3 separate regions of the Homo sapiens genome follow, and regions 2 and 3 are each linked to region 1. Evidence: read pairs that join two places in POLR2A ChIA-PET (ENCODE). Cell type or tissue: PC-9. All regions are shown on one strand. Each heading gives the region's core, and the rest is flanking DNA. Links, peaks and the distances in the headings are about the cores only.

The links. ChIA-PET counts read pairs that join two places held together with the same protein. Peaks named below come from ENCODE experiments on the same cell type or tissue, not always from the same donor. Only the 100,000 strongest peaks of a DNase experiment are listed, where the experiment ranks them.
Region 2: POLR2A ChIA-PET joins it to region 1 with 5 read pairs; 2 of 35 experiments call an interaction of 5 or more read pairs at or near these places.
Region 3: POLR2A ChIA-PET joins it to region 1 with 6 read pairs; 1 of 35 experiments calls an interaction of 5 or more read pairs at or near these places.

Annotation. Positions count from the first base shown.
Region 1 is chr22:31,642,103-31,649,902 of GRCh38, forward strand. It overlaps PISD (phosphatidylserine decarboxylase), which reads right to left. Exons shown (of 8, transcript NM_001326411.2): 3 at 5,999-6,174. Among named protein-coding and RNA genes, the nearest start is that of PISD, 16 kb to the right of the region's middle. RefSeq lists enhancers at 4,234-5,433, 4,447-4,496, 4,507-4,616. In PC-9, for the core only: no CTCF peak of the experiment used is centred there; DNase peaks (open chromatin) are centred at 4,699 and 5,619; H3K27ac peaks cover 3,179 bases.
Region 2 is chr22:31,793,956-31,801,755 of GRCh38, forward strand. DEPDC5 (DEP domain containing 5, GATOR1 subcomplex subunit) reads left to right here. Exons shown (of 43, transcript NM_001242896.3): 13 at 3,645-3,748; 14 at 4,627-4,701. Among named protein-coding and RNA genes, the nearest start is that of DEPDC5, 44 kb to the left of the region's middle. In PC-9, for the core only: no CTCF peak of the experiment used is centred there; a DNase peak (open chromatin) is centred at 5,566; H3K27ac peaks cover 1,283 bases.
Region 3 is chr22:31,309,248-31,317,047 of GRCh38, forward strand. No RefSeq gene overlaps it. Among named protein-coding and RNA genes, the nearest start is that of PIK3IP1, 21 kb to the left of the region's middle. In PC-9, for the core only: a CTCF peak has its summit at 4,200 (motif pointing left); a DNase peak (open chromatin) is centred at 4,314; H3K27ac peaks cover 760 bases.

The DNA of each region.
Region 1 (7,800 bases), core at 1,716-6,715:
CTGAGGTGGTAAAGCCTCAGTGGCAACCAGAGACTTCAGGACCTGGGCGCCTGTCACCACTGAGGAAGAGCCAAGAGTGGCTCCAGGGTGGCTCACACCTGGAATCCCAGCACTTTGGGAGGCCAAGGTGGGAGGATCGCTTGAGACCAGCCTAGGCAACATAGTGAGACCCCATCTCTACAAAAAATAAAAAATTAGCTGAGTGTGGTGGTGGTGCATGCCTGTGCACCATGTCCCAGCTACTTGGGAGGCTGAGGTGAGAGGACTGCTTAAACTCGGAAGGTTAAGGCTACAGTGAGCTGTGACTGTGCCACTGCACTCCAGTCTGGGCAACACAGCAAGAGCCTGCCTCAAAAAAGAAAAACAAAAAACAAACAAACAGCTGAATCAATTTAAAAATACAGAAAAAAGGACAGGTGTGGTAGCTCACACCTGTAATCCCAGCACTTTGGGGGCCCAAGGCAGGTGGATCACAAGGTCAGGAAATTGAGAGCATCCTGGCCAACACGGTGAAACCCCATCTCTACTAAAAATACAAAAATTAGCTGGGCGTGGTGGTGCGCGCACCTGTAGTCCCGGCTGCTTGGGAGACTGAGGCAGGGGAATCACTTGAACCCGGGAGGCAGAGGTTGCAGTGAGCGAAGATCACGCCACTGGACTCCAGCCTGGGAGACAGAGCGAGACTCAGTTTCAAAAAAAAAAAAAAAGAAAGAAAAAAAGCCGGGCGTGGTGGCTCACACCTGTAATCCCAGCACTTTGGGAGGCTGAGGCGGGCGGATCACCTGAGGTCGGGAGTTCGAGACCAGCTTGACCAACATGGAGCATCCCCGTCTCTACTAAAAATACTAAATTAGCCAGGCGTGGTGGCACACACCTGTAATCCTACCTACTTGGGAGGCTGAAGCAGGAAAATTGCTTGAACCCGGGAGGCGGAAGTTGCAGTGAGCAGAGATTGTGCCACTGCACTCCAGCCTGGGCAACAAGAGCAAAATGCCATCTCAAAAAAAAAAAAAAAAGAAAATAGAGATAAAGACAGGAAGTGAATGCATAAAAAACAAAGCGCATGATTAAGCAATCACAGTCACATGGCAAGAAGGCGTGGGAATCATCATGTCCCCTGTTTTCCAACATTCTGTCATAGTGTTTGCTATATTCATCTCCGTCATTTAACAGGGAGTAAGACTGATTTCTACAAGCATGCCAAGACCATTCAATAGAGAAAGGATAATCTTTTCAACAAATGATGCTGGGAAAACTGGATACCCACATGCAAAATAATGACGTTGGATTCTTCTCTTATACCGTAAATAAAAATTAATTCAAAATGGATAAAAGACTTAAATATAAAACTACCCTGGCGAAGTGGCACATACCTACAGTCCACTACTGGGAAGGCTAAGGTGAAAGAAACATGTGAACCCAGGAGTTCAAGGCTGTAGCAAGATATGATCACACCACTACTCTCCAGCCTTAGCACAGCAAGACCCTGTCTCTGAAAAACAAAACAAAACAAAAACCTAAAACTGGCCCGGCACAGTGGCTCATGCCTGTAATTCTAGCACTTTGGGAGGCCAAGGTGGGTGAATCACTTGAGCTAAGGAGTTCAAAACCACCCTGGGCAACATGGTGAAACCCCATCTCTACAAAAAAATACAAAAATTAGTGGCTGTGCATGGTGGCTCATGCCTGTAATCCCAGCACTTTGGGAGGCCAAGGCAGGCAGATCACGAAGTCAGGAGATCGAGACTATCCTGGTTAACACGGTGAAACCCCGTCTCTACTAAAAATACAAAAAATTAGCCAGGCCTGGTGGCGGGCACTTGTAATCCCAGCTACTCAGGAGGCTGAGGCAGGAGAATGGCTTGAACCCAAGAGGCAGAGGTTGCAGTGAGCCGAGATTGCGCCACTGCACTCCAGCCTGGGTGACAGGGCGAGTCTCCGTCTCAAAAAAAAAAACAAAAACAAAAACAAAAAACTGTAGCCCTGAAGGGAACATTAGGTAGGGCTCATCTGCCTTTGGTTCTTCAAGCTGGCTTATCATCAGAATCACCTACAGGGCTCCTGGAAAACACAGATCTTGCACCTAGCCCAAACTTTGTAGATTTCTAGGAGTTAAGGAATTCAAATTCATAATTTTTTCTTTTTTTTTTTTTTGAGATGGAGTCTTCACTCTGTCACCCAGGCTGGAGTGCAGTGGCATGATCTCAGCTCACTGCAACCTCCACCTCCCGGGTTCACGCCATTCTCCTGCCTCAGCCTCCCAAGTAGCTGGGATTACAGGCGCCCGCCACCATGCCTGGCTAATTTTTTGTATTTTTAGTAGAGATGGGGTTTCACCATGTTAACCAGGATGGTCTCGATCTCCTGACCTCGTGATCCGCCCGCCTCGGCCTCCCAAAGTGCTGGGATTACAGGCATGAGCCACCACGCCCAGCCTCAAATTCATAATTTTTAAAGCTCCCCAACAATTCTGATATCAGCTACATTTGGAAAATCTCACATTTTTCATTTGTGATGACAGTGATTAGGTGGAACCAGAGGTGGGATTAGGACCAGGCCCCAGACAGCCATTCAACACTCTCCCTTCTTAACCTGTTGCCATTCCTGAAAACGTATATAGTTGAGTATCCCTAATCTGAACATCCAAAATCAGAGACTTTTTGAGTGCTGACATGACACCAACAAGTGGAAAATTCCACATCTGATGTCATGTGACAGGTCACAGTCAAAACTTTGTTTTGGCCGGGCATGGTGGCTCACGCCTGTAATCCTAGCACTTTCGGAGGCCGAGGCGGGTGGATCATGAGGTCACAAGTTCAAGACCAGCCTGGCCAAGAGGGTGAACCCCTGTCTCTACTAAAAATACAAAAATTAGCTGGCGCAGTAATAGGCACCTGTAATCCCAGCTACTTGGGAGGCTGAGGCAGGAGAATCGCTTGAACCCAAGGGTGGAGCTTGCAGTGAGCCGAGATCATGCCACTGCATTCCAGCCTGGGTGACAGAGTGAGACTCCGTCTCAAAAAAAAAAGAAAAAAACTTTGTTTCATGAAGAAAATTATTTAAAGTATTATATAAAGTTACCCGCAGGCTATGTGTAGAAGGTATATCTAAAACATAAATGAGACCCCTGTTTCCACAAAAATTCAAACAAATTAGCCAGGTAGGATGGTACACGCTTATATTCCCAGCTACTCCAGAAGGCTGAGGTGGGAGGATGGCTTGAGCCTAGGAGGTCAGGGATGCAGTGAGCCGTGATCATGCCACTGTACTCCAGCCCTAGGTGACAGAGCAAGGCCCTGCCTCAAATAAATAAATAAATTGGCCGGGCGCAGTGGCGCACACCTATAATCCACACACTTTGGGAGGCCGAGGTGGGCGGATCACCTGAGGTCAGGAGTTCGAGAGCAGCCTGGCCAACATGGTGAAACCCTGTCTCTTTTTTTTTTTTTAGTTTTAGTAGAGGCGGGGTTTCACCATGTTGGCCAGGCTTGTCTCGAACTCCTGACCTCAGGTGATCCACCCGCCTCAGCCTCCCAAAGTGCTGGGATTATAGACATGAGCCACCGCGCCCGGCCAGTGAAACCCTGTCTCTACAAAAATATAAAAATTAGCTGGGCATAACGGCAGGTGCCTGTAATCCCATCTACTGGGAAGGCTGAGGTGGGAGACGCTTGAACCGGGGAGGCGGAGGTTGCAGTGAGCCAAGATTGCGCCATTGCCTTCCAGCCTGGGCAACAGAGTGAGACTCCATCTAAAAAAAAAAAAAAAGAAAAGAAAAACAAAACAAATAAAATAAAATAAATAAATTTTGTGTTCAGACTTGGGTCACATCCCCAAGTTATCTCAGTATATATATATATACAAATATTGAAAAATCCAAAAAAAAATCCAAAACACTTCCAGTCCCAAGCATTTTGGATAAGGGATACTCAAACTCCAATGTCAACTCCAAGTCCAGACCATTTCCCCCTCATAAAATGAAGTGTTGGAGTCCCACTTGAAAATCCAGGAGTGGCCGGTACAGTGGCTCACACCTGTAATCCCAGCACTTTGGGAGGCTGAGGCAGGAGGGTCGCTTGAGCCCAGGAGTTTGAGACCAGCCTGGGCAACAGAGCAAGACCTCATATCTACAAAAAAAGAAAAAGAACATCAAGGAGTGGTTCTGTGACCATTTTATTCAATCAAGAAGAGTATCTAACTTAAGCCCAGTTCTTTACCAATAGGTGCTTTGAGATCTCACACTGCATTAGGCCACTGTACTCCAGTGTCCTGTCACTTTCCAGGCCCTGGGACTTATGAGTTAATCAACCCTGTCCTCTTTACAACCATCTTCCAGGTCTGAAACTATGTATGGCAATAACTCCAATTACATAAACAGCAGATACTAAAAAACTACTGGCGTTGGTCTTTTATGATTTTGGAAGTGGCAGGTTTCTTCCAAATTTATATTCTTTTGGGAAACCTTTGAAGTGTGTGGGAATTTCTTGAAAGCATGCAAGCTCATCACAGGGTGAGTCAGCCTCAAAAATCCCCAAGGTCAGAAAGATGTCAGCTTGGGTTTAACACTTGAGGGGGGTCATGCAGTCACAGTCACGTGCTACCTACACTTTACAAGTACTTTACTAATCTACTAATCTAATGGAAAATGATGTTTACAGGGGAAACCAGCAACGCCACAGGGAACAGAGGGCAGCATACTTTGAAAGTGTGACTCACCTACTACATAATTACCCTTCACCAAAAGGAATTTGTGATATAGTACCGGAAAACTTTTTTTTTTGTTTAAGGTAGGTTATTACAAAGCCCAAGGCGTACGAACAGGCCAAAGGGTAGGCACATGGACATACAGGGCAAGAGCAGACAGGTATCTCTTAGGGTAACTCCCATAGCTGGATCTGTATGGCCAGTTGACTAAGTCACGGTTTTACAGGACTGTTAGAAATCAAGTGAAGTCTGTATACTAGATTCTATTGGAAGAAAATGGTCAAAATTAAAGTCCAAAAAAGGATTTTGGAAGGAAACCTATAATGTAGCATGTAATGCCAATGGCAGCAAATACTCCTAGATAAACTGTTAGAGCTGGATGGAATCTCAGAGTCATGTTCGAACCCAACCTGCTGTTTTACTGTTAAAGACACAAGACCAGACAGAAAGTGACATGTCCCAGTTCACACAGCTACTGCGGAGCATGGTTGAGACTTGCCTTCAGCATCCTAATGCCCCAGTCACCGTATGTCCTATTAGAATAGATTCAGCTGATCTGGATTAGCAAAATGGAGTGGATCACCACTGCATTCCAGATATCACAAAGCCTCAACTGTCACCCCCTCTTTTGCCCAGAATATTAAGACCTATTACTGGTCCTTTGATATTTCAGATTTTTTATTTGTTAAATTATGGCTGCAAAAAAAAGGCAATTGTTAAACTTACACCTTTATATTCAGTTTCACAATTTACTGAATGTCTCCTCTAAGTCAGGAATCATCCTGGGACATGGGAAGCACAGATGAACAAGATGTTTCATTACGTATCGTGCATTCCGTAACAATGCAGGCTGCCCCTATCGTGTGACTATGATGGAAGGAAGCATTTTGAGCAATAATGACAAAGGAATTTGATTATTTCTGTCTGGTTCCTGGTGAGAACTAATCCACATCACAAAAGCTCAATAGTTTCAGCCCTCTTCTGACTAACAAGGGCAAGAATAGCAGAACAGCCAGGATGTCAGCACCAATTCAAGACATACACTCTGAGACTTCAACAGCAAGAAATTTCTACTCAGAACCCTTGGGGAGACCAGGGTAAGGTCTGGCAACAGAAGACAAGCTTGACTTGACACCAAAGTTATAACTCCTGTATCTGGCCAAAACCTACTGGAGACATGAGTTCCAAGAAAGCATATTTGACTTGTTCAAACATTTCAACTTTGGAACAACTGGAAAAGTGACAGACAAAGTTTGCTGGACGAGAACCCAAGGCAGTTCCACCTCATTCCTACCTCCCAGTGACCAGCAAGTTTGGGTGGAATCTCCAATCCCAGCTTCTCCAGCTCTCGCTCCCTGTACTTCTCATACTGCCGGTACCCTGCATACCCGCCGCCTGTCACCAACAGAATGGGCAGGGGACGCAGCAGGAACATGGTTCGGGCAGGGGCAGTGTGGATTTTTCTGGCATCTGTAATAAAAAACAGGACAATTTCAAGCCTGAGAGACAGGAATAGGGAAGAGTCATGCAAACACAGCACCAACAGGAGGGTCAGGAAAAGTCAGCGCACCTCAGAAGCCCTCAGTAGGGGACCAGGCACATGGCTCACGCCTGTAATCTCAGCACTTTGGGAGGCCGAGGCAGGCGGATCACGAGGTCAGGAGATCGAGACCACGGTGAAACCCCGTCTCTACTAAAAATACAAAAAGAAAACTTAGCCGGGCACAGTGGCGGGCGCCTGTAGTCCCAGCTACTCGGGAGGCTGAGGCAGAATGGCGTGAACCTGGGAGGCGGAGCTTGCAGTGAGCCGAGACTGCACCACTGCACTCCAGCCTAGGTAACAGAGCGAGACTCCATTTCAAAAAAAAAAAAAAAAGAAGCCCTCAGTAGAGGTGACTGGACCCTCAACATATCTAGCAGGCAGGTGCAACCTTGGGCCACTACTCAGACCCTCCTGTCTCCAAATTCTGTCAGTACGTACAGGACAGGCATCTTTCCTATAGAATTACAATGCACCTCAACTGCCACCGCAGTCACAAAATGTATTAATAGATGAAAACACTGAATCGCAAAGAGGTCAAGAAACTAATCAAGGTTGCCCAGGTGGTCACCAACAGGTCCAGAACTTGAAGCCAAACACCATTTCTCACCCAGGGCTCTTTGATCTTGCTTTTATAATGCAGGCCCAATTTTGATCAGGCACTGGTATTCTCTCTCAAATGCAAAATCTCATAAACTCTTACAGGTCAACAATAAAAAGACAAATAGCCAGGCACAGCGGCTTGCACCTATAGTCCCAGCTACTAGGTAGGCTGAGGTGGGAGGATTGCTTGAACCCAGGAGTTCAAGGTTACAGTGAGCTATGATCACGCCACTGCACTCCAGCCTGGGCAACAGAGTGAGACTCTCTCAATCAATCAATCAAAATGTGCAAAGGATTTGAATAGACCTTTGTCCAAAGGAAAAATACATTGGCCAATAAGCACAAGAAAAGACAGAGGCTAAATATCTGTTATGCGTTAAATTGCTGAAAACTCCCCCAAAACTCTTATGTTGAAGTTCTAACCCTGAGTACCTTAGAAGGTGCCCTTAGTTGGCTGGAGAGAGGGTCTTTACAGAGATTATCAAGTTAAAATGAGGTTGCAGGCTGGGCATGGTGGCTCAGGCCTGTAATCCCAGGACTTTGGGAGGCCGAGGCAGGCGGATCACGAGGTCAGGAGATCGGGACCATCCTGGCTAACACGGTGAAACCCCGTCTCTACTAAAAATACAAAAAATTAGCCAGGCATGGTGGTGGGTGCCTGTAGCCCCAGCTACTCGGGAGGCTGAGGCAGGAGAATGACATGAACCCAGGATGCGGAGCTTGCAGTGAGCCGAGATCCCACCACTGCACTCAGCCTGGGCGACAGAGCGAGACTCCATCTCAAAAAAATAAATAAGTAAATAAATAAATAAAATAAAATGAGGTTGCCAAGGTGTGTCCAAATCCAATATGATGGGTGTCCTTATAAAAAGGGAAAATCTAGAAACAGACATGCACACATGGAGAATACCAGGTGAAGCTGAAGGCAGAGATTGGAGTGATGCTTCTATATG
Region 2 (7,800 bases), core at 843-5,842, 150 kb after region 1:
CACTTTACATGACTTGATTTATTTAAATATCACAGCATCCCTGTGGGATAGATACTGTTACCCCATTTTACAGATGTGGAAATTTGGACACAGAGTTTCAGTAACTTATCCAAAGTCCACACAATATTAAGTGGTGGAGCATGGACCTGACACAGTCAATCTAGTTCAGAGTCGATGCTTTTTGACCACTGTATTCCTCAACCTCATACAGATTATACTTTAAATTATTTGTTGATCTTTTGTTGGATCCTGTACCCCTAGGAGAATTTTATGAGAGTGATGGGCCATCTGCTGTACTGACACCTCCACTCATCCCCTTATGCAGATGAATTCTGCATTCCTCTAATTCAGTGAATTCCAGGAACCATGAGAGCTCTTCTGACTTAACAGTATATGCAGTTTTATCTGTATAATGAATATGAATTAATTTGAGCATGATCAGTTATACAAAATACTATATAAAGCATGAATATGAATATATGAATTATGAATGTAGATTTATAGGTGTATATGACTATATATTTTTAATATATGAAAGTTTATGTCATTAAAAAGTCATCCTCAACGTTTTTTAGATTGAGAGAAACTGGTTATCTTTTTCTTACTGCAAAAACAATACAGGTTCATTTTAGGAAAATCACAAAATAGGCCAGGCGTGGTGGCTGATACCTATAATCCCAGCACTTTGAGAGGCCAAGCCAGGCACATTGCCTGAGCTCAGGAGTTTGAAACCAGCCAGTGCACCATGGAAAACCCTGTCTCTACAAAAAAATACCATAACTTAGCTGGGTGCAGTGGTGCGCGCCTGTAGTTTCAGCTATTTGGGAGGCTGAGGTGGGAGGATCACTTGAGCCTGGGAAGTTGAGGCTGCAGTGAGCCAAGATCATGCCACTGCACTTTAGCCTGGGTGACATAGTGAGACCCTGTCTCAAAAAAAACAAAACAACAACAACAAAAGCACACCAGTATAGTTTAGTAGAGAGGAATTCAAAGCACACTCAATTCCATCTACCAAATATAGTCTTCATTACTTTGGTGAATCAACCCCTATTATCTGTATTTAGGAGAAAAATTAGTTTTCATAGAGATGTGATCACACATTCCATGTGATTTTTTTTTTTTTTTTTTTTTTTGAGATGGAGTATCACTCTGTTGCCCAGGCTGGAGTGCACTAGCGTGATCTCAGCTCACTGCAACTTCCGCCTCCCTAGTACAAGCAATTCCCTGCCTCAGCCTCCGGAGTAGCTGGGATTGCAGGCATCTGCCATCACACCTGGCTAATTTTTTTATTTTTAGTAGAGACGGGGTTTCACCATCTTGGCCAGGCTGGTCTTGAACTCCTGACCTCAGGTGATCCACCGCCCTCAGCCACCTAAAGTGCTGGGATTACAGGCATGAGCCACTGCGCTGGGCCTCCATGTGATTTTTTTACATGTTTTATTGTTTTTATTTCTTTTTGAGACAGTGTCTCACTGTCACCCAGGCTGGAGTGCAGTGGTGCAATCTCAACTCACTGCAAACTCCGCCTTCCAGGTTCAAGCAATTCTCCTGCCTCAGCCTCCTGAGTAGCTGGTGTGACAGGCACCCGCCACCATGCCTGGTTAATTTTTGTATTTTTAGTAGAGACAGGGTTTCACCATGTTGGCCAGGCTGGTCTCGAACTCCTGACCTCAGGTGATCCGCCTGCCTTGGCCTCCCAAAATGCTGGCATGAGCCACCACGCCTGACCCATATGGTTCTCTTTTTATATGTTTTAAACCTTCATTTTCTTTCATTTCCTTTTTTTTTTTTTGAGTCGGAGTTTCGCTCTTGTTGCCCAGTCTGGAGTGCAATGACACGATCTCAGCTCACTGCAACCTCCGCCTCCCGGATGCAAGCGATTCTCTTGCCTCAGCCTCTCGAGTAGCTGGGATTACAGGCATGTGCCACCACACCTGGCTGATTTTGTATTTTTAGTAGAGATGGGGTTTCTCCATATTGGTCAGTCTGATCTCAAACTCCCGACCTCAGGTGATCCCCCCACCTTGGCCTCTCCAAGTGCTGGGATTACAGGCGTGAGCCACTGTGCCCGGCCATAAACCTTCATTTTCTATTTACTGTATCACAAATGCCAATCCATGTTAAACACACTGCTCCACAGTATCTTTTTTTTTTTTTTTTTTTGAGGCGAAGTCTCGCTCTGTCGCCCAGGCTGGAGTGCAGTGGTGGGATCTTGGCTCACTGCAAGCTCTGCCTCCCAGGTTCACGCCATTCTCCTGCCTCAGCCTCCTGAGTATCTGGGACTACAGGTGCCTGCCACCACACCCGGCTAATTTTTTTTGTATTTTTTAGTGGAGACAGGGTTTCACCGTGTTAGCCAGAATGGTCTCTATCTCCTGACCTCATGATCTGCCTGCTTAGGCCTCCCAGAGTGCTGGGATTACAGGCGTTAGCCACTGCCTGGCCCACTGTATCATTTTTTATTTCTACATAGAAATTACATTGGGTTACTATTGTTGAAAATTGAGGTGACTTCCAGCTTTTCACTATTCTCAACAGTATTGCCAGTGAACATTTTTACAGATAGGTTTTTAAGCATATCCTTAGTTTTTATGATAAATTGCCAGAAATGGAGCCATTAGGTCAAAGGATAGTCTGTGTTTTCAAGGCTTTCTATTTGTACAGCCAGTGTATGCTCCAAAACCATTAAAGTAGAAGATCTTGTTTTCCTAGCAGCAATTTCTGTGTTCTCACCAACAGTGAGTGCTCTTTTTTTTTTTGAGATGGAGTCTCGCTCTTTCTCCCAGGCTGGAGTGCAGTGGCTCGATCTCGGCTCACTGAAACCTCCGCCTCCTGGGTTCAAGCAATTCTCCTGCCTCAGCCTTCCAAGTAGCTGGGATTACAGGTGCCTGCCACCACACCCAGCTAATTTTTGTATTTTTAGTAGAGATGGGGTTTCACCGTGTTGGCCAGGCTGGTCTTGAACTCCTGACCACCTTATCCACCTGCCTGGGCCTCCCAAAGTACTGGAATTACAAGTATGAGCTACCATGCCCAGCCTCTTTTTTTTTTTTTTTTAATGCTTCTTTCCCAATTGGATTGGAAGAAAAACAAGCTCACTGAATCTTTTTTTTTTTTGAGACAGAGTCTTGCTCTGTCACCAAGGCTGGAGTGCAGTGGGGTTATCTCAGCTCACTGTACTCCAATTACACTCTTTTTGAAACCTTGTAAAGAACCTGATGTTCTGTATGTAAAGTTGCTGTATTAGTCCATTTTCTCACTGCTGTAAAGACATACCCAAGACTGGGTAATTTATAAAGAAAAAAGGTTTAATTGACTCATGGTTCTGCATGGCTCAGGAGGCCTCTGGAAACTTACAATCCTGGTGGAAGGCGAAGGGGAAGCAAGGCATGTCTTACCATGGTGAAGCAGGAGAAAGAGCGAGCTCAGGGGAAACTGCCCCTTTTAAACCATCAGATATCGTGAGAACTCCCTCACTATCACAAGAACAGCATGGAGGAAACCACCCCCATGATCCAGTCACCTCCCACCAGGTTCCTCCCTCGACACATGGGTATTACAATTTGAGATGAAATTTGGGAGGGGACACAGAGCCAAACCATATCAGCTGCTCAATATCCATTTTATGATAATACTCTTTTCAGAGTGGTGGTGCAGAATGAGAGAAGAGAAGAATGGACTTCACTTCTCGTAACCATTAAAAAACTCTTCATCCAGTATCCAGTGTTGGTGCGACTGGAACAGGCAGGTACTGCATTCATGTAATAGATGGTGCGGCGGGGAAAGGAAGTGTAGGAGGGGTCTGGGAGACAGAGAAGAGATGTGTGCTTGTTTCTCTCCCATTGCCGTGTGTAGTTTCTGCTTTTGGTCAGGGTTCTGTTTCCAGTTGGATCCAATTGTACATTTCGTATGCCGTAAGTTCAACAGTGTCCCTAATACAGGGAGTGAGGCCTTGTGGAGCCAGATGCCTTCCTTTTTTTTTTTTTTGAGACAGAGTCTCACTCTGTCACCCAGGCTGGACTGGAGTGGAGCAATTATACTGTAACTTTAAACCACTGGGGCTCAAGCAATCCTCCTGCCTCAGCCTCCCGGGTAGCTAGGACGACAGGCATGCACTACCATGCCCAGATAATTTTTTCATTTTTTTGTAGAGACAAGAGTCTCGCTGTGTTGACCAGGCTTGTTTCAAACTCCTCGTCTTAAGCGATCTTCCTGCCTCCACCTTCCAAAGTGCTGGGATTACAGGCATGAGCCACCATGCTCAGCTGCCACTTATTTAAGAGTTCATCTTTCAGCCAGGTGTGATGTCTCATGCCTGTAATCCCAGCACAAGGCAGGCGGATCACGAGGTCAGGAGTTCAAGACCAGCCTGACCAATATGGTGAAACCCTGTCTCTACTAAAAATACAAAAATTAGCCTTGTGTGGTGGCGTGCGCCTGTAGTCCCAGCTACTCGGGAGGCTGAGGCAGGAGAATCACTTGAACCTGGGAGGTGGAGGTTGCAGTGAGCCAAGATTGTGCTGCTCCACTCCAGCCTGGGTGACACAGCAAGGCTTCGTTTAAAATTAAAAAAAAAAGTTCATGTTTCATGAGATGTTTTTCTTTCTCTTGCATATTTTGCTTCAGAGGGCTTTCCTCAAGGAGATAATTCTACCTCAGCACAAGGAAACTACCTGGAGGCCATCAATCTGTCATTCAATGGTGAGTAAGGATGCCGGCCATGAGCCAGCATCTTGCCTACCACATGGCTATGTTACCGGAAAGGTGTCCTGATCCAGACCCTAAGAGAAGGTTCTTGGATCTTGCAGAAGAAAGAATTCAGGACCAGTCCACAGAATAAAGTGAAAGCAAGTATATTAAGAAAGTAAAGGAATAAAAGAATAGCTACTCCATAGAAAGAGCAGGGCATTCCCGAAAGCAAGAGGAGGAACACGTCCACCTTAGGTACAGTGGTTGTTTATATATAACAAAGCAAAAAGTCATGGGGGAGAGATGCTCTGCCGCAAGCACTCATGACAAAGGATTGTTCATCTTTGTGTAACTGCTGTCTTTCTCAAGAATCTATATTATTATCTTTAAAGCAAACTTACTTTTTTTTTTTTTTTTTGAGATGGAGTCTTGCTCTGTCGCCAGGCTGGAGTGCAGTGATGCGATCTTGGCTCACTGAAACCTCCCACTCCTGGGTTCAGGCGATTCTCCTGCCTCAGCCTCCTGAGTATCTGGGATTACAGGTGCGCATCACCACGCCCAGCTAATTTTGTATATTTTTAGGAGACACGGGGTTTCACCATGTTGGCCAGCATGGTCTCGATCTCCTGACCTCATGATCCACCTGCCTCAGCCTCCCAAAGTGTTGGGATTATAGGCATGAGCCACAGCACCTGGCCTTTTTTTTTTTTAAATATACTTTAAATTCTGGGATACACGTGCAGAATGTGCAGGTTTGTTACATAGATATACGTGTGCCATGGTGGTTTGCTGCACCTATCAACCCATCATCTGCATTAGGTATTTCTCTTAATGCTATTTTTTTTTTTTTTTTTCTGGGATGGAGTGTCGCTTTGTCATCCAGGCTGGAATGTAGTGGTGCAATCTTGACTCACTGCAACCTCCGCCTCCCAGGTTCAAGTGATTCTCCTGCCTCAGCCTCCTGAGTAGCCCTCAGCCTCCTGAGCAGCTGGGACTACAGGTGTGCACCACCATGCCCGGCTAATTTTTGTGTTTTTAGTAGAGATGAGGTTTCACCGTATTGGCCAGGCTGGTCTCGAGCTCCTGACCTCGTGATCCACCTACCTTGGCCTCCCAAAGTGTTGGGATTACAGGCATGAGCCACCATGCCCGGCCTTTTTTTTTTTTTTTTTTTTTTTTTTTGAGACAGAGTCTTACTCTGTCGCTAGGCTAGAGTGCAATGGCATGATCTCCCTGCTCAGTGCAACTCCCAGGTTCAAGCGATTCTCCTGCCTCAGCCTCCCAAGTAGCTGGGATCACAGGCACGTGCCACCACACCCAGCTAATTTTTGTGTTTTTAGTAGAGACAGGGTTGTACCATGTTGGTCAGGATGGTCTCGATCTCCTGACCTCGTGATCCGCCCACCTTGGCCTCCCAAAGTGCTGGGATTTCTGGTGTGAGCCACTGCACCTGGCTGCAAAACTTACTCCTAAACTAAGAATGCTTTTGTTTTTAAGATATTGGGACATCAGGGCATTTCCTGGGTCTATTAAGTCCTGAGTCTGTTGGAGAAACATTATTATCCTGTTCCCTTAACTGTAAACACCCTGTGACTAAGAATGTCTAACCTCCTAGGAATGCAGACTAGCAGGTGTGAGCCTCATTTTACCCAGCCCCTATTCAAGATGGAGTTGCTCTGGTTCAAAGGCCTCTGACAGCTATGCATGTCTCTTTATGAATGCCTGCAGACCCAGACCTAGGTGATGATGCCCCCACTCACCTACCCCCAAAATTAATTTAAAGCAATAGCTTCTCATTGGATGGTTGTAATGACCAACATTTAGCTCTTGGGTCTTCTGTTGGCCAGTTAATTTGGTAGTCATTTGCTTCTCATGGTCAGGAACTGGAAGGATCTTCCTTGGGTTCTTTGACTTACTCGAACTGTGTTATTATTTTCCACCCCATCCCTCAACTGCTTCTAGGTAATATTTTAAAAATCTACTTAAAAAATAAGAATTAAAATAAAAATTTTAAAAAATTAAAATCTACTTTAAAAAAAATTACAAAAATAGCCAGGTATGGTGGCTCACACCCATAATCCCAGCACTTTGGGAGGTTGAGGCGGACAGATCACTTGAGGTCAGGAGTTCAAGACCAGCCTGGGCAACATGGTGAAACCCTGTCTCTACTAAAAATACAAAAATTAGCCAGCATGGTGGCGCACACCTGTAATCTCAGCTACTCAGGAGGCTGAGACAGGAGAATCACTTGAACCTGGGAGGTGGAGGTTGTGGCGAGCAGAGATCACGCCGCTGCACTCCAACCTGGTTGATAGAAAAAGACACTATCTCAAAAAAAAATTCTTTTTTTTTTTTTTAAATAAATAGGCTGGCTGCAGTGGCTGACACCTGTAATACCAGCACTTTCGGAGGCTTAGGCAGCGGGATCACCTGAGGTCAGGAGCTCAAGAGCAGCCTGGCCAACATGGCGAAACCCCATCTTTACTAAAAATACATAAAAAACTTGCCAGGCATGGTGGTGCATGCCTGTCATACCAGCTACTTGGGAGGCTGAGGCAGGAAAATCACTTAAACCTGGGAGGTGGAGGTTGCAGTGAGCTGAGATTGTGCCACTGCATTCCAGCCTGGGTGATGGAGTTAGACTGTCTCAAATAAATGAATAAATAAATAATAAATAAAATTGTAAAAGTAACCATGTTACTAGAATTTGAATATGGAGAGGTATATCAAGTAAAAAATGATACCCTTCTCCTGCTCCCCAGTGTGAGTCCTTTTTTAAGGGGAACCATTGTTAGCAGTGTGGTATGATTATCCCGGCATTTATGTGTTAGCCGAAATATATTGTTTGCAAATAACAGAGATGTACTGATTTAGTTTAAACAAAAAGCGAAATTTACTGTAAGGATACAGAGGCTTAAATGGAGCAGCCAGGAAAGGCTCAAACACCATGTCGAAGAACCTTAGTGGCTCTGGGAACCATAGCAGCAGGAATTATGAGAGCCATATTTCAGCTTCCAGCAACCCTGTCTCTGCTCTCTGTTCAGAATTTACATTCCTGGTAGAGAGGGTCTGATCTGTTCAGCTCCAGTTAGGTGTCCATCTGCCACTGGC
Region 3 (7,800 bases), core at 1,836-6,835, 330 kb before region 1:
CGGGCCTGATTTAATGTTTTATAACAAAACTCTCTAGTCTTTGTGCCTACTGAAAATTGTTATGAACTAAATGAGTTTAAATTTGCACAAGGTAGAATTTTGTTTCAGTGATGAAAGTAGATGGTTTCAGGTTGATTTCATTAACCCACTTTTTTCTGTTTTTTTTTTTTTTTGAGACAGAGTCTCACTCCTCTGTCACCCAGGCTGGAGTGCAGTGGCATACTCACGCCTCACTGCCGCCTCAACCTCCTGTGCTCAAGCGATTCTCCCACCTCACCCTCCCGAGTAGCTCAGACTACAGGTGAGTGCCACCATGCCCAGGTAATTTTTTTGTATTTTTTGTAGAGACAGGGTTTTGCCATGTTGTCCAGACTGGTCTCAAACTCCAGGCTCAAGCAATCCACTGGACTTGGCCTCCCAAAGTGCTGGGATTAAAGGCATGAGTGACCACACCTGGCCATTAACCCACATTTAAGATCCCAATTTCCAACTCTCCATTCCCCATTCCCCCAGCCCCTGGAAACCATCATTCTACTCTCTGACTCTATAGTATGAATTTGACTACTCGAGGTATGGCATATAAGTGGGATCATACAGTATTTGTTTTTTGTGACTGGCTAATTTTACTTAGCATAATGTCCTCAAGGTTTATCTATGTTGTAGCACGTGTCAGAATATCCTCCCTTTTTATTTGTATTTTTTTTATTCGAGACATGGTCTCACTCTGTCACCCAGGCTGGAGTGCAGTAGCACAATCTTAGCTCATTGCAACCTCTGCCTCAGCTATCCTCCTGCCTCAGCCTCCCAAGGAGCTAGGACCACAGGTGTGCACCACCACGTCTGGCTTTTTTTTTTTTTTTTTTTTTGAGATGGAGTCTCGCTCTGTCACCCAGGCTGGAGTGCAGTGGCGCGATTTTGGCTCATTGCAACCTCTGCCTCCCGGGTTCAAGCAATTCTTCTGCCTCAGCCTCCCAAGTAGCTGGGATTACAGGGGTGTGCCACCACACCCGGCTAATTTTTTATATTTTTGGTAGAGACGGGGTTTCATCATGTTGGCCGGGCTGTTCTCAAACTCCTCACCTAGTGATCCGCCTGCCTCAGCCCCCCAAAGTGCTGGGATTACAGGCCTGAGCCACTGCGCCCAGCCCACGTCCGGCTATTTTTTTGTATTTTTAGTAGAGGTGGGGCCTCGCCATGTTGCCCAGGCTGGTCTTGAACTCCTGAGCTCAAGCAGTCTGGTCACCTCTGCATCCCAAAGTGCTGGGATTACAGGCTTGAGCCACTGCACTCAGCCTTTCCGTCCTTTTTTTTTTTTTTTTTTTTTTTGAGAGGGAGTCTCACTCTGTCGCCCAGGATGGAGTGCAGTGGTGCGATCTCGGCTTACTGCAAGCTCCGCCTCCCGGGGAGGTTCAAGCGATTCTCATGCCTCAGCCTCCCGAGTAGCAGGGACTACAGGTGCCCGCCACCACGCCTGGCTAATTTTTTTTGTATTTTTAGTAGAGACGGGGTTTCACCGTGTTAGCCAGGATGATCTCCATCTCCTGACCTTGTGATCCACCCACCTCGGCCTCTCAAAGTGCTGGGATTACAGGCATGAGCCACTGTGCCTGGCCCTTTCCTTCCTTTTAAAGCTAATAATATGTCATTGTATACCATCTTTTGTTTATCCATTCACCCACTGATGGACACTTGGGTTGTTTCTACCTTTTGGCTATTGTGAATAATGTTGCTGTGAATATGGGTAGACAAATACCTCTTTGAGACCCTGTTTTCAATTCCTTTGAGTATATACCAGAACTAGAATGGCTGGATCATATGATAATTTGAATTTTAATTTTTTTAGAAACCACCATACCATTTTCCAGTAGTGGTACTATTTTACATTGCTACCAACAGTGCATAAAGGTTCCAATTTCTCCACATCCTCACCAACTCTTATGTTTTGATAATAGCCATCCTAATGGGTGTGTAGAAGTACAGTGAATATATATTTTAAAGAACCTTGAGTCATAACCCAACTCATATTTTCTGTACAGACCTTTTAAATAATTATAACATATTTGATGTGCATTCAATAAATTTTTATTGAATCCTGGCTACATTCCAGGATTCAAATATGAAATAGGCACAGTCCCTGCCCTCATGAATAACATAGATAAGGAGCCCCTATGAAATAACTTATAGCCATTGTACCCCTATCTAAAGGATCAGGACCATAAGCTCTAGCAACATATCTGAGAGAAGGGGACGGGAGAGAAAACATCCACAGCTTTGGTGTGTTCTGAACTCTTTAGGAATTTTGCATGGGCAAATCTGCTCAGTTTTCTCCCATAGCAAATAGGGTGTCCTGTGTGAAACTTGGCTACAGTGGTTATTGACTAAGTTGTTGAGAAAGAGATATATATTAGCTTTCCCTATGGAAATTTAAAAACATGCACAAAAGTAAAGAAAGTAATATAATAAATCACCAAATACCTGTCACCCAGTTTGTGGAATCATCAACACATACCCAGTCTTCTTTCATACCCACCCCCACTCACTCCCTCTTACCACTAGATTATTTTGAAACAAAGTCAGTATATTATTCAAGTTTTCATTTTCTACTTGTTCTTGATGCTGTTTCGCTTAGATACTGGGGTGTGTGCTCTAATTTTGACTTCTTTTAGCAGTCTTATTGTGTACAGTATTCTTTCTCTGAGAGAGAGTTTTGTTTTGTTTTGTTTTGTTTGTATTGATAGAATCACAGTGTTTTCCAGCCTTAAACTCTCTTTTGTCTCTCCCATTTCAGAGTCCCATGAACCTGCCACACATTTTCACTTTACTCAAGTCAAAGTGACTTGGACCTCCACTCACCAGCTCTCTTAGTTCATCTCTATAATGTATGAAGTTAGGGACTTTAGCAGTCTTCTTAATTATTCTACATACAGTGTCTAACCTGGTGCATAGTAGGTACTTAATAAATAGTTGTTGATGCCAAGGCAGATGGATCACGAGGTCAGGAGTTCAAGACTAGCCTGGCCAAGATGGTGAAACCCCATCTCTACTAAAAATACAAAAATCAGGCCAGGTGCGGTGGCTCACGCCTGTAATCCCAGCACTTTGGGAGGCCGAGGCGGGTGGATCACAAGGTCAGGAGATCGAGACCGTCCCGGCTAACACAGTGAAACCCCGTCTCTACTAAAAAATACAAAAAATTAGCTGGGCGTGGTGGTGGGCGCCTGTGGTCCCAGCTGCTTGGGAGGCTGAGGCAGGAGAATGGCGTGAACCCGGGGGGCAGAGCTTGCAGTGAGCCGAGATTGCGCCCCTGCACTCCAGCCTGGGTGACAGAGTGAGACTCCATCTCAAAAAAAAAAAAAAAAAAAATTAGCCAGGCGTGGTGGTAGGCCCCTGTAAATCCCAGCTACTCAGGAGACTGAGGCAGAGAATTGCTTGAACCTGGGAGGCGGAGGTTGCAGTGTGCCAAGATCGCACCACTACACCCCAGCCTGGGTGAGAGAGCGAGACTCTGTCTCAAAAAAAAAAAAAAAAAAGTTGTTGATGACTAAATGGATGAACTCCATTTGGGTTTCCGCTCATCTGAACCTCAGAATCAGCAGTTGTTTTAACAATACACTTGGTTCTCTCTAGATAGGTAGGTAGGTAGGTAGGTAGGTAGGTAGGTTGGTTCTCTCTAGATAGGTAGGTAGGTAGGTAGGTAGGTAGGTTGGTTCTCTCTAGATAGGTAGGTAGGTAGGTAGGTAGATAGATAGATACAGATACAGATACAGATGCAGATATAGATACAGATACAGATGCAGATATAGATATAGATTTTTTTTGAGACAAGGTCTTGCTCTGTCACCCAGGCTGGAGTGCAGTGGTGTGACTTCGGCTCACTGCAACCTCCACCTCCAGGGTTCAAGTGGTTTTTGTACCTCAGCCTCTGGAGTAGCTGGGTCTACAGGCGCATACCACCATGCTTGGCTAATTTTTGTATTTTTTGTAGAGACAGGGTTTCACTGTGTTGCCCAGGCGGGTCTCAAACTCCTGGCCTCAAGTGATCTGCCCAACTTGGCCTCCCAAAGTGCTGAGATTAAAAGTGTGAGCCACCACACCCAGCCGGTTCTCTGTAACTTAAATGAGGAGAAAATTACCTGGGCCTTGAGAAACAACTTTTATCCTGGACCTCTTTTGTCTAGCTGAAAAATCTAAATTTTTCTGGCTCCCCCTGCTGGTCGCTCCTGGGCAGTTGCGTACAAGTGCCCTGATAGGATTGGAGCCAGAGCCAAGTTTGGGAAGGGAAAACAAAGCATTGTTGGTAGAGTGCCCTGACCAGTCCAGGCAGGTTTGAGGAGGAGGAAAGCAGCTTGTTGAAAACAGTTCTGGGAAGTGCAGCTTTCTGTGTAAAGGGCAAGGAAGGTGGCCCACTGCCAGCCAAAATCAGGAGAGCAGGGATTGGGGCTACAGCTTCCTGGTCTGCAGCACTGTAGACCATGAGAATCGTGACCACACGAGCCCATAAGTGAGCTGGTCATTATGTGAGGATCAGACCCTATCTTGAGAATGGAGATGGGCTCCTTTTCTAAGACAAAGCAGTCTGGGGTCAGACATAGTCACCATGCAGGCATAGTACCTACAGTGTTTGTTTTATTTTGGTAAGAATGGTGGTGAATGTAGATGGGAGCATCCCCAGAGTTCACAGTCCTGCGTTGGCTACATGACCGTACTATCTCCCAGTTCTTAAGACCATTAACAACTCTGTGGAGCTCTGGGTGGAGCTTCTGCCAGGGCCTTCCTTCTCCACCCTCTGTAAAAACAATAAATTCCCCACACCTCTCATACCAGTCAGAATGGCTATTATTAAGAAGTCAAAAAATAACAGATGCTGGTGAGGTTGTAGAGAAAAAAGAACACTTTTACACTGTTGGTGGGAGTGTAAATTAGTTCAACCATTGTGGAAGACAGTGTGGCGATTCCTCAAAGACCTAGAAGCAGAAATACCATTTGACCCAGCAATGCCATTACTGAGTATATATCCAAAAGAATAGAAATCATTCTATTATAAAGATACATGCATACATGTATCTTTCATTTCATTGCAGCACTATTCACAGTAGCAAAGACATGGAACCAACCTAAATTCCCATCAGTGATAGACTTGATAAAGAAAATGTGGTACATATACATCATGGAATACTATGCAGTCATAAAAAGGAATGAGATCATGTCCTTTGCAGGGACATTGATGGAGCTGGAAGCCATTATCCTCAGCAAATTAATGCAAGAACAGAAAAACAAACACTACATGTTCTCACTTATAAGTGGCAACTGAATGATGAGAACACATGGACACACAGAGGGGAACAACACACACTGGGGCCTGTTGGACGGTGTGGCGGGGGAGGAAGGAGAGCATCAGGAAGAACAGCTAATGGATGCTGGGCTTAATACCTACGTGATGGGATAATCTGTGCAGCAAACCACCATGGCACACGTTTTTCTATGTAATCCTGCATATGTACCCCTGAACTTAAAAGTTGGAAAAAAAAAAAAGAAAAAAGAATTCCTCACACCTACCTACCCTCTAGATCACATTTCTCAGTTGTTTATATTTACTTGTCCTTTCCACAAAACTTCCCAGAAAGTGGACTGTGGCCAAATGAATCTCTCCAGACTCCAGCCAGCTGAGGGCATCAGGAAAAGGGTTAATGATGTCAAGACACCAAGGGCAGATCCCCTCCTCTTCTCTCCAATCCCAAGCCCCAAGCACCAGCATAATTCCACTTAAAGTTGAACGTAGAAAATGGGCATTTGTTTTACTTCAGAACAAAGGGGTAAGCACGTGACTTTCCCCAATACACAAGGAAGGGAAATGAATCCAGAAGAACCCCAGGGCATGAATATTACCATTAGACTTAGGTAAGTATAGCTGTGAAATGGTCATGGTAAAGAAATGTTTGGGGTAGGCACAGCAGCTCATGCCTGTAATCCCAGCATTATGGAAGGCCAAGGCAGGAGGATTGCTTGAGCCCAGGAGTTCAAGACCAGCCTAGGAAACATAGTGAGACCTCATCTCTACAAAAGTTTTTTTTTTAATTAGTCAAGTATGGTGGCACATGCCTATAGTCCCAGCTACTTGGGAGGCTGAGGTGGGAAGATCACTTGAGCCCAGGAGATGGTGATGGCAGTGAGCCATGATCACACCAGTACACTCCAGCCTGGGCAACAGGGCAAGACCCTGTCTCCAAAAAAAAAAGTCCAATGCCCACTCATGATAAAACTCTCAGTAAACTTCGTCAGCTTGATAAAGAATACCTACAAAACCTACAGCTAACATACTTAATAGTGAGAAACCAGAAGCTTTCTCACTAAGATCAGGAACAAGGCAACGGTGTGCCCTCTCATCACTTCTTTTCAACATTGTACTGGAAGTCCTAGCTAATGTAATAAGACAAGAAAAGGAAATAGAAGGTATACAGATTGGGGAGGAGGAAATCAAGCTGTCTTTGTTCACAGATGACATGACCATCTCTGTAGAAAATCTGAAAGATGAATGATGAAGCCTTGGGAGATGTTAAAAAAGAAAAAAGAAAGGAGGACAGGACAGGAAAGGAAAAAGGAAAGGGAAGTGGGGAGGGGAAGGGGAAGGAAGGGAAAGGAAAGATCTGAAAGAATTGACAGAAAAACTCCTGGAACTAATAAGTGATTACATCAATGTTTCAGGTTATAAGGTCAATATACAAAACTCAATTGTCTACCTATATACCAGCAATGAATTAGTGGAATTTGAAATAAAAAACACATTTATATTACCACCCCACAAAATTTGTATAAACCTAACAAAATATGTACAAGATCTGTATGAAAAAAACTACAAAACTCTGATGAACAAAATCAAAAAAGAATTAAATGGAGATATATTCCATGGTACATGCATAGGAAGACTCAATATTGTCAAGATGTCCGTTCTTCCCAACTTGATCTATAGATCAAAGCAATCCCAATCAAAATCCCAGAAGTTATTTTGTGGATATCAACAAATTGATTCTAAAAGTTTATACAGAGAGGCAAAATTGAAGGAGAAGAATGAAGTTAGAAGACTGACACTACCTGACTTTGAGACTTATAAAGCTACAGTAATGAAGGCAGTGTGATATTTGTGAAAGGATAGACAAATAGATCAATTGAACAGAATGGAGAGGCCAGAAATAGACCCACATAAATATAGTGGAAGGAATAAATATAGTGGAAGGAAGCAAAGGCAGTACAATGGAGCAAAGATAATTTTTTCAACAAATGGTGCTGGAACAACTGGACATCCACATGCAAAAAATTAATCTAGACACACACCTTACACTCTGAGAGGATAACAGAAGAAAACCTTGGATATGGTTATTATTTTTTCGGTACAACACTCAAAGGCATGATCCATGAAATAAATAACTGACAATCTAGACTTCATTAAAATTAAAAATTTCTCTTCTGTGAAAGACCATGTCACAAGAATGAGAAGATGATGGCTGGGCACAGTGGCTCATGCCTGTAATCCCAGCACTTTGGGAGGCCGAGGTGGGCGGATCACGAGGTCAGGAAATCGAGACCATCCTGGCTAACATGGTGAAACCCCGTCTCTACTAAAAAAAAAAAAATACAAAAATTAGCCGGCCGTGGTGGCAGGCGCCTGTAGTCCCAGCTACTTGGGAGGCTGAGGCAGGAGAATGGCGTGAACCCAGGAGGCGGAGCTGGTAGTGAGCCAAGATCACGCCACTGCACTCCAGCCTAGGTGACAGAGCAAGACTCCGTCTCAAAAAACAAAAAAAA